2 separate regions of the Homo sapiens genome follow, and region 1 is linked to region 2. A link is an interaction called in ENCODE POLR2A ChIA-PET data of the cell type or tissue named here. Cell type or tissue: PC-9. All regions are shown on one strand. Links, peaks and the distances in the headings refer to the core of each region. The heading gives the core; the rest is flanking DNA.

Region 1 (4,396 bases), core at 160-4,159, 280 kb before region 2:
AGGGTAGCGGGCCATAATCTGGGCTCTGTGACTTGGCATATTTCTTGGTAATGTTTGGTAAGAAATTACTCTAAAATAAAAAAATAATTAAAATGTAAACATGAAGGAGGGTTATTTTCCAAATTCTAAATTAGAGTACATTTCTTTTGTTCCAGTAAGTAAAATATACATTAGAATTTTTTTTTTTTTTTTTTTTTTTTGGGAGACAAGAGTCTCGCTCTGTTGCCCAAGCTGGAGTGCAATGGCGTGATCTCGGCTCACTGCAACCTCCGCCTCCTGGGCTCAAGCGATTCTCCTGCCTCAGCCTCCTGGGTAGCTGGGATTACAGGCATCCACCACCATGCCCGGCTGATCTTGAATTCCTGACCTCAGGTAATCCACCCACTTCGGCCTCCCAAAGTGCTGGGATTACAAGCATGAGCCACCGTGCCCAGCTTAGAATGTATTTTTTTAAAGATCAAAATATTATCCAAGGTATAAACTATTAACAGATTTTAATCTTTTTAATGAAATTCGATTTAACACACTTAATACAAGATAAACAGCATCTATATCAATTACACAAAAGACTATTAGTTCCACACAATGTAGAGTTTGATTTAAAGATGAAAGAGTATTATACTTCATTTGAGAAATAAGAATGTTTAAAATCTAATCTCAATTCTGTCACTATATTTTATTTGTTTTTATATAAATAAACTCTCATTTTTATACATCTCATCAGAGGACTAGGATTTCTATGTATGGATGAAATATGAAGTGAGTTATACCCATAGAGCATAAAGACAGGAAATAAATTACTACAAGTATATGTTGACTATTCTGTTGTATGTTTTCTTTCAGGAAGTATGGTTATTTATGGGAGTAAATACATCAGTACATTTGGTTTGAAGGAATAACTTCCTTTCATAGCTTTTCCTAACTTGAGATATAAAAGTGACTTGGAGCTGATGCTCAGAATTCTATTAAAGATAAAATACTTAAATATCACAATATTTCAGATATAAAAGTGCAATCTCAGCAATTTTGCAAAGTTTCCAGCACAGTAATTAATATTCCACTTCATAGATGGTAGAATATTTTTCAGGAGGCTTCTTAAAGCAATCTAAAAATGCTTCATGTACATTATGCATGCAAAGTATAATTCTTTTAAAATGTTAATTTTGGGAATTGGATATGTAATTGCATATTACTAAGCACAGAATACTACCATTTCCAAAAATGAAAGAATACAATTTCAGTTTACTATTTTTAAAAAAACCACTTTGGGCCGGGCGCAGTGGCTCACGCCTGTAATCCCAGCACTTTGGGAGGCGGAGGCAGGCGGATCAAGAGGTCAGGAGATCGAGACCATCCTGGCTAACACAGTGAAACCCCGTCTCTTCGAAAAATACAAAAAAATTAGCCGGGCGTGGTGGCAGGTGCCTGTAGTCCCAGCTACTTGGGAGGCTGAGGCAGGAGAATGGCGTGACCCCAGGAAGCCGAGCTTGCAGCGAGACAAGATCGCGCCAGTGCACTCCAGCCTGGGCGACAGAGTGAGACTCCATCTCAAAACAACAACAACAACAACAACAACAACAAAAACCACTTTGATAAACATACTCTTTTGAGTTTATAAAACTATCACAGTGCCAACTTCATACTAGGTGAAATTCATGATATAAAAAAGATTTTTAAAAGTTAGGGGAGAAGTGAGCCAGAAAAAAAAGAATCAATTAAAAACTCTACGTAAAGTTAGCATTTGTGTTTCCCTATTATCTTTTTTTTTTTTTGGAGATAGTGTTTTGCTCTGTTGCCCAGGCTGAAGTGCATTGGCACAATCTCAGCTCACTGCAACCTCCGCCTCTCAGGTTCGAGTGATTCTCCTGCCTCAGGCCCCTGAGTAGCTGGGACTACAGGCACCAGCCACCATGCCCAGCTAATTTTTTGTACTTTTGTAGAGATGGGGTTTTGCCATGTTGCCCAGGGCGATCTCAAACTCCTGAGCTCAGGCAATCTGCCTGCCTCAGCCTCCTAAAGTGCCAGGATTACAGGAGTGAGCGCCTGGCCTCCATTTCCTTTAGATACAGAGGTGTAGGTATAATTCAAATTCTAAATACAAACATACTTTTTTTTTTTTTTTTGAGATGGATTCTCACTCTGTCACCCAGGCTGGAGTGCAGTGGAGTACACTGCAGCCCGGTCCTCCTGAGCTCAAGTGATCTTCCTGCCTCAGCCTCCTAAGTAGCTAGGACTACAGATATATGCCACCATGTGTGGCTAATTTTTTATTTTTCCCAAACGTAACTTTTTAACCACCACCAGAACAAGAAACATCTAGATTAGAAAAAGTAAGATTAGGCTGGGCGTGGTGGCTTGCGCCTGTAATCCCAGTACTTTGGGAGGCTGAGGCAGGCAGATCGCTTGAGGCCAGGAGTTCAAGACCAGCTTGGCCAACATGGTGAAACCCTGTCTCTACTAAAAATACAAAAATCAGCCAGGTGTGGTGACGCACGCCTGTAGTTCCAGCTACTCGGGAGGCTGAGGCAGGAGAATCACTTAAACCTGGGAGGTGGAGGTTGCAGTGAGCTGAAATCGTGCTGGTGACAGACACTCTGTCTCAAAAAAAAAAAAAGAAAAAGAAAAATTAAATTACAAGTATTCATCTTATACAATCATCTCCATAGGCATAAATTTATATCCTAATATCAAAATCAACAGAATTCAATGAACCAAGTATGTGGAAGGGTTGGGACTCCACAAACTCAGGTTTTCTGATCTCTTCTTTCAATGTTTAGTTAACAACTTTTTCCTAATATTACATGGGCTCCTACTGGTTGTGAAAATGTCAGAGATATTGGTAATTACATGGACCCGAAGGGATTAAATATTTGATGGGAAAATCATTTGACCATACTCTTAATAATCTGGGAATCCTTCGCTGATAATCTGGATATAAGAGCTCTCTTTTGACCCAAAGACCTGTCAGTAACAATGCACAAATACTGATATATTATAGTTACAAAAAGATTTCAGGCTGGGTGCAGCGGCTCACCCCTGTAATCCCAGCACTTTGGGAGGCCAAGGCGGGTGGATCACTTGAGGTCAGGAGTTCAACATAGCAAAATCCCGTCTCTACAAAAACTAGAAAATATTAGTCAGGTGTGGTAGCATGCTCCTGCACTCCCAGCTACTCGGGAGGTTGAGGCAGGAGAACTGCTTGAACCCAGGAGGCAGAGGTTGCAGTGAGCTGAGATTGTGCCACTGTACTCCAGCCTGGCCAACAGAGGGATGGCCCTGTCTCCAAAAAAAAAAAAAAAAAAAAAAAAAAAAACAGGTTTCATTGTGATGAATTAAGTGCATTCTGGACTATGAGGCACCTAATTAATAAACTGCCGGCATAATTTGTGTCTATTGGGGCAGTAAAATTATGTTACCTTTACACTAAGAGAAAAATCTCATGTTAAATATACCTTCTCTTTGTGGGTTAAAGCATCCAGAGGGGATATAGTGGGAAAACAGTAAAACAGGAAAAGTGGTTGATCAAAAATCAAGACAGCCAAGTTTTGATTCTTGCTTTCCTATTAAGTACTTAGACCTTGGATGAGTTACATATTCTGGGGCTTTCAGAATATTGGGGGCAGGGTAGGGGAGTAGGGGAGAAAAGACCAAGAGATTTTATATATATATGTATGTATTTTTTTTTTTTTTGAGATGGAGTCTCACTCTGTCGTCCAGGCTGGAGTGCAATGGCATGATCTCCGCTCACTGGACCTGTCTCCCAGGTTCAAACGATTCTCCTGCCTCAGCCTCCCGAGTAGCTGTGATTACAGGTGCCTGCTGCTACACCCAGCTAATTTTTGTATTTTTAGTAGGGACAGGGTTTCACCATGTTGGCCAGGCTGGTCTTGAACTCCGGACCTCAGGTGATCCAACCACCTTGGCCTCCCAAAGTGCCAGGATTACAGGTGTGAGCCACACCTGGTCCAAGAGATCATACTTGGGGTTACAGAAAGAGCTTGCGGGCTAAATAGAACTAAAATGCAGGTCTCCTACTTTCTAAAGCAGCACTCTTTTAACTATGCCAGTGATCCCTAAACTTTTTGATTTTTTAAAAAAATCCCTCTATTTTTAAATTTTGCCACGATATGAATATTATTTTTAAAAAACCATACTCATCTATCACAATGACTTAGTTAAAAATAAAAAGGTATTAAAAATTAGGAAGGATATAATCTTATCGCACCAGAGAGCTCTTTAATATGCTATTAAAATCTAGCCAATGGCCAACTGAAACTGGGATCCTCTTTTCTCATCTAGAAGATGATTTCATCATAAACTTATTCTAGAGCTCTAAAATTCTATGCCTTATTTTGTATTTTAAATATTTCTAATTCTTTCAACCGTTTCTCCTAAA
Region 2 (4,396 bases), core at 196-4,195:
TTGTGTCAGGCACTGAAACTTAGTGTATGGTTTTCTACTTAAAATTTTTTTCATTTTATTTTTATTTTTAGACAGAGTTTTTCTCTCTCTCTCTCTGCCACCCAGGCTGGCATGCAGTGGCACAATCTTGGCTCATTGCAGTCTTGACCTCCTGAGTTCAAGTGATCCTCCCACTGCAGCCTCCAGAATATCAGGGACTACAGGTGCACAACACCATGCTCAGCTAATTTTTGTCTTTTTTGTAGAGACAGGGGTCTCACTATGTTGGCCAGGCTGGTCTTGAACTCTTGGGCTCAAGCACTCTGCTCACCTTGGCCTCCCAAAGTGTTGGGATTATAGGCATGAGCCGCTGTGCGTGGCCATGGGTTTCTACTTCTAATGTGCCCCATTGCTGCAGAGTCCATCCTTGCTTTTTCATGTACAAAAGAGACTCACCTAGCTCTTGGGTTGGACCATATAAAATTCCTGATATTCAACCGGGCGTGGTGGCTCACGCCTGTAATCCCAGCACTTTGGGAGGCCGAGGCGGGTGGATCATGAGGTCAGGAGATCGAGACCATCCTGGCTAACAAGGTGAAACCCCGTCTCTACTAAAAATACAAAAAAAAAAAAAAATTAGCCGGGCGCGGTGGCGGGCGCCTGTAGTCCCAGCTACTCGGGAGGCTGAGGCAGGAGAATGGCGTGAACCCGGGAAGCGGAGCTTGCAGTGAGCCGAGATTGCGCCACTGCAGTCCGCAGTCCGGCCTGGGCGACAGAGCGAGACTCCGTCTCAAAAAAAAAAAAAAAAAAAAAAAAAAAAAAATTCCTGATATTCAACATTTTTGACCTATAAGAATGACATATGTTTTCGTATAATTCAACCTAATAAATTCTATTTAAACCATAAAGTTCAACTCAGATCCTAACATCCAATGTGAGACTGAAGATGAACAGTTTCCAGGACCCAATAATGGCTCTTCTTTTTCTGTCACATTTCCTGTCCTATTTATTCTGACATTTCTTGCATACTATTTTGTACTGTTGGCAGTATTTCCATATGAATGTGTCTTGCCTTCTCAACTACTTTGTACATTCCTTGAGGCAGCCCATTGTCTGTTCTCCATTGTGGTGCCAGGCACAGTGTTGCATATAATATTTGCCGGGTAAATTTTTTAAATGATGCTAATAATAATTAATTAATTCATAACTATTGACCTGACTGCTCTGAGAATTAAAAATTTATATCGTGTTTTCTTTTAACATTTAACCGTCCATGTGTCTAACATCAAAGAAGGAAAGTTCTTTCATTTTGAGGAATCTTCTGTTGCTAATGTATGCAATGATAATGCTGTTCTTGGTCTACATAAAGGTTGCTACTGATTAGTAATTCAGCATGACTCAGGTTATTGTTCCACTAAAGGTCCTGGAATTCCAGTAATCATTATGCTCTCTCCTTAGATTCCACTTGGATAAAGAACTAGAAGAGTTGGGCCGGGCATGGTGGCTCATGCCTGTAATCCCAGCACTTTGGGAGGTCGAGGTGGGCGGATCACTAGGTCAGGAGTTCAAGATCAGCCTGTCCAACATGGTGAAACCCCATCTCTAGTAAAAATACAAAAATTAGCTGGGCGTGGTGGCTTGTGCCTGTAATACCAGCTACTTTGGGGGCTGAGGCAGGAGAATCGCTTGAACTCAGGAGGCGGAGGCTGCAGTGAGCCAAGATTGTGCCATTGCACTCCAGCCTGGGCAACAGAGTGAGACTCAATCTCAAAAAAGAAAAAGAAAAAGAAAAAGAAAAAGAAAGAACTAGAAGAGTTAGGTGGTTAGCCAAGGTGAGTAGAACAAAGTTAAATTAACTAGTCCACGTGCGGACAGATCCTTTGTTGTTGGTATGATGTATATTGTGTATTGAATCAACCCCAACGGCCAAACTCCAACACCAAACACAGCTTATTTAGGAAAAAATGATATTTTCCTTTGGAATTCTAATCACATATCTTCAGTCAGAAATAAGCGAGGAGGAATCAGGGTTAGTGTATGTTGCAAAGGGCTGGAGCTGGCAGAAGGACTATGTTACATAGGTTTACATTTGGTAAAACTAAGGACAGATGTTCAAATCAAGAGCCTCAAAAGAGCTTCAAAGTCAAAGGAAACTGCCTAAGTGAGTCACCAAAATAAGGAGGAAGACTCAACGCAGGGCATTGTTGAGGCTTGAGGTGGCCAATTAATCACACATCTTTTGACTCTGGGTTTATTTTATTAATAGATATGAATTTGAAATGTGCCTTGTGCCCAGGGCCCAAGTAGATTCCTGCTTTTTCTCCCAGGGAATCAGACTGATTTAGCCTGTGATAGGCAGAGCAGCTGGGCATCTCCAGGGCAACCCGCGCACTTCATGGAGGGGAGAAGGCCTGCAGATGAGAGAACAAAAGCCACAGAGGATAGGCTGCCTGCTTCGAACAGCTCTTCTCCGAGGCTGGGCCATGAATGATGCCACTTCTCTTCCTATGTGGAGAGCCCAGTGAGAAGTATAGAGAAGGGAAGATGTTTCTCCTTAAAATTCAGCCAATGTCGCAACTTCTAGTTTCAAGCCTGGGAAAAATTCAGGGCTAGGGAGAGAAGTCCCCTGCCCTCTCCTCCCAACCTAGTGAGAACGAACTTGAAGGTTTGAGGAAGAAGGCTGAATGTAAAACTGGCAAACAGTCTGGACAAATGCCAGAGAGAAGTGCTTGGCTGAAGCCAGCACTTAAGGGCTTCCTGAGGAATGAGTGTGGACTGGCTGGCCTCAGAATAAAGGACTGAGACAAAGCAGATGCCAGAAGTCTATTGAATTTTCACTTTGTTGTTTCAGTATCCTCTTATGCTTAATGTCTTCAGTCTTTTGCTTCTGGCTATGATGAAGTTACTGATACAAGGCTAGCCTCATGCCGTCAACAACCATGAAACTGAACAAAATACATGTGGCAACGCTTTCCAGACTGTGGAAAACAGGCAATGCAAGATTGATCCCTGAAAGAAAGAAAAATCACAAGGTAAGACCCATAACTGACCTGAATGTACCTGGGAAACATTTCCCAACCACAGCACAGGGGGCTAGAATTCACAGTGGTGATGTTCTGCTTGAAGAGATCGAGGTTAGAGTTCAGGACAGCAGAAGCAGTTGGGACAGGTGGGTACTGAAGAGGAAGAAGCTGTGTACAGGTACAGAAGTTGGTATGGTGGTTCCGCACCAGTCCTGATTGAGGACTAAGCTGGATGTGGGCTGGGTGAGACTACTCAAGGCTTATCAGAGAGCTGAGGCTTGAGGTTGTAGGATTGAGGGACTAGAGCTACTAATGCTGGGGACTTGGAGTTCCAGCCCAGCCATAGGAGAGAAATCCAGTTAACATTTCACTGATATTTATTTATTTGTTTATTTATTTATTTATTTATTTATTTATTTTTATTTTTGAGACAGAGTCTCACTCACTCTGTTGGCCAGGCTGGAGTGCAGTGGCGTGATCTTGTCTCACTGCAGCCTCTGCCTCCTGGGTTCAAGTGATTCTTGTGCCTCAGCCTCTCAAGTAGCTGGGAATACAGGTGTGTGCCACCATGCCTGGCTAATTTTTTTGTATTTTTAGTAGAGATGGGATTTCATCATGTTGCCCAGGCTGGTCTTGAACTCCTGGTCTAAAGTGATCTGCCTACTTCGGCCTCCCAAAGTGCTGGGATTACAGGTGTGAGCTACCACACCCGGCCATTTCACTAATATTTATTACAATCCAGCTAAGACCTCAGAAAGGCCTCTAAGAACCCAGCCTAGGGTACAGCCTAGAGTACACCTGGCATAATAGAGTCAGTCTATGACCAAGCCCTGATAAGATCAGGAAGATAGCGTTGGAAGTTGAATTCTTCCAAGTTAGAAGGACTTGGAAAAAATATCTTTCACTTCCCACAGATCCTTTGTAACAAAGCATAAAACTGAGCATACATCAGCTCATCAAGCCCATCATATATCAGATCATCAAGTAATTAAGCTGCCTTAGAAAATGCATCAATTTTTCAAAGGAAGATAACAGAATCCAGAGTCTGTACAATAGTTTATCTACACTATCCAGTCTAAAAAAAATTACTAATACAGTTTTAAAGACAGGACCATGTAGTCCAAAATCAAGAGCCAATTCGAAAATGACCCATATTTTGAATTTAGCAGGTGATGGTTTTAAATGGACTATTATATATATGTTCAAAGAATGAAAAGAAAAACAGAAAAGATATATTAGCAAAGAATTTTAAACTATCATAAAGAACCAAACAGAAATTCTAGAACTGGGAGCTAAATTAATGCAATGTAAAATTCACTGGATGTTGTTAACAGCAGATTGGGGGTGGCAGTAGAATGTTTAAAGACTTCAGAATGAAAATTCAGCCACATCAC

The links. ChIA-PET counts read pairs that join two places held together with the same protein. Peaks named below come from ENCODE experiments on the same cell type or tissue, not always from the same donor. Only the 100,000 strongest peaks of a DNase experiment are listed, where the experiment ranks them.
Region 1: POLR2A ChIA-PET joins it to region 2 with 12 read pairs; 2 of 35 experiments call an interaction of 5 or more read pairs at or near these places.

Annotation. Positions count from the first base shown.
Region 1 is chr12:19,278,954-19,283,349 of GRCh38, reverse strand. PLEKHA5 (pleckstrin homology domain containing A5) reads right to left here. Exons shown (of 32, transcript NM_001256470.2): 12 at 1-70. Among named protein-coding and RNA genes, the nearest start is that of PLEKHA5, 150 kb to the right of the region's middle. In PC-9, for the core only: no CTCF peak of the experiment used is centred there; no DNase peak of the experiment used is centred there.
Region 2 is chr12:18,996,909-19,001,304 of GRCh38, reverse strand. No RefSeq gene overlaps it. Among named protein-coding and RNA genes, the nearest start is that of PLEKHA5, 130 kb to the left of the region's middle. In PC-9, for the core only: no CTCF peak of the experiment used is centred there; no DNase peak of the experiment used is centred there; H3K27ac peaks cover 1,773 bases.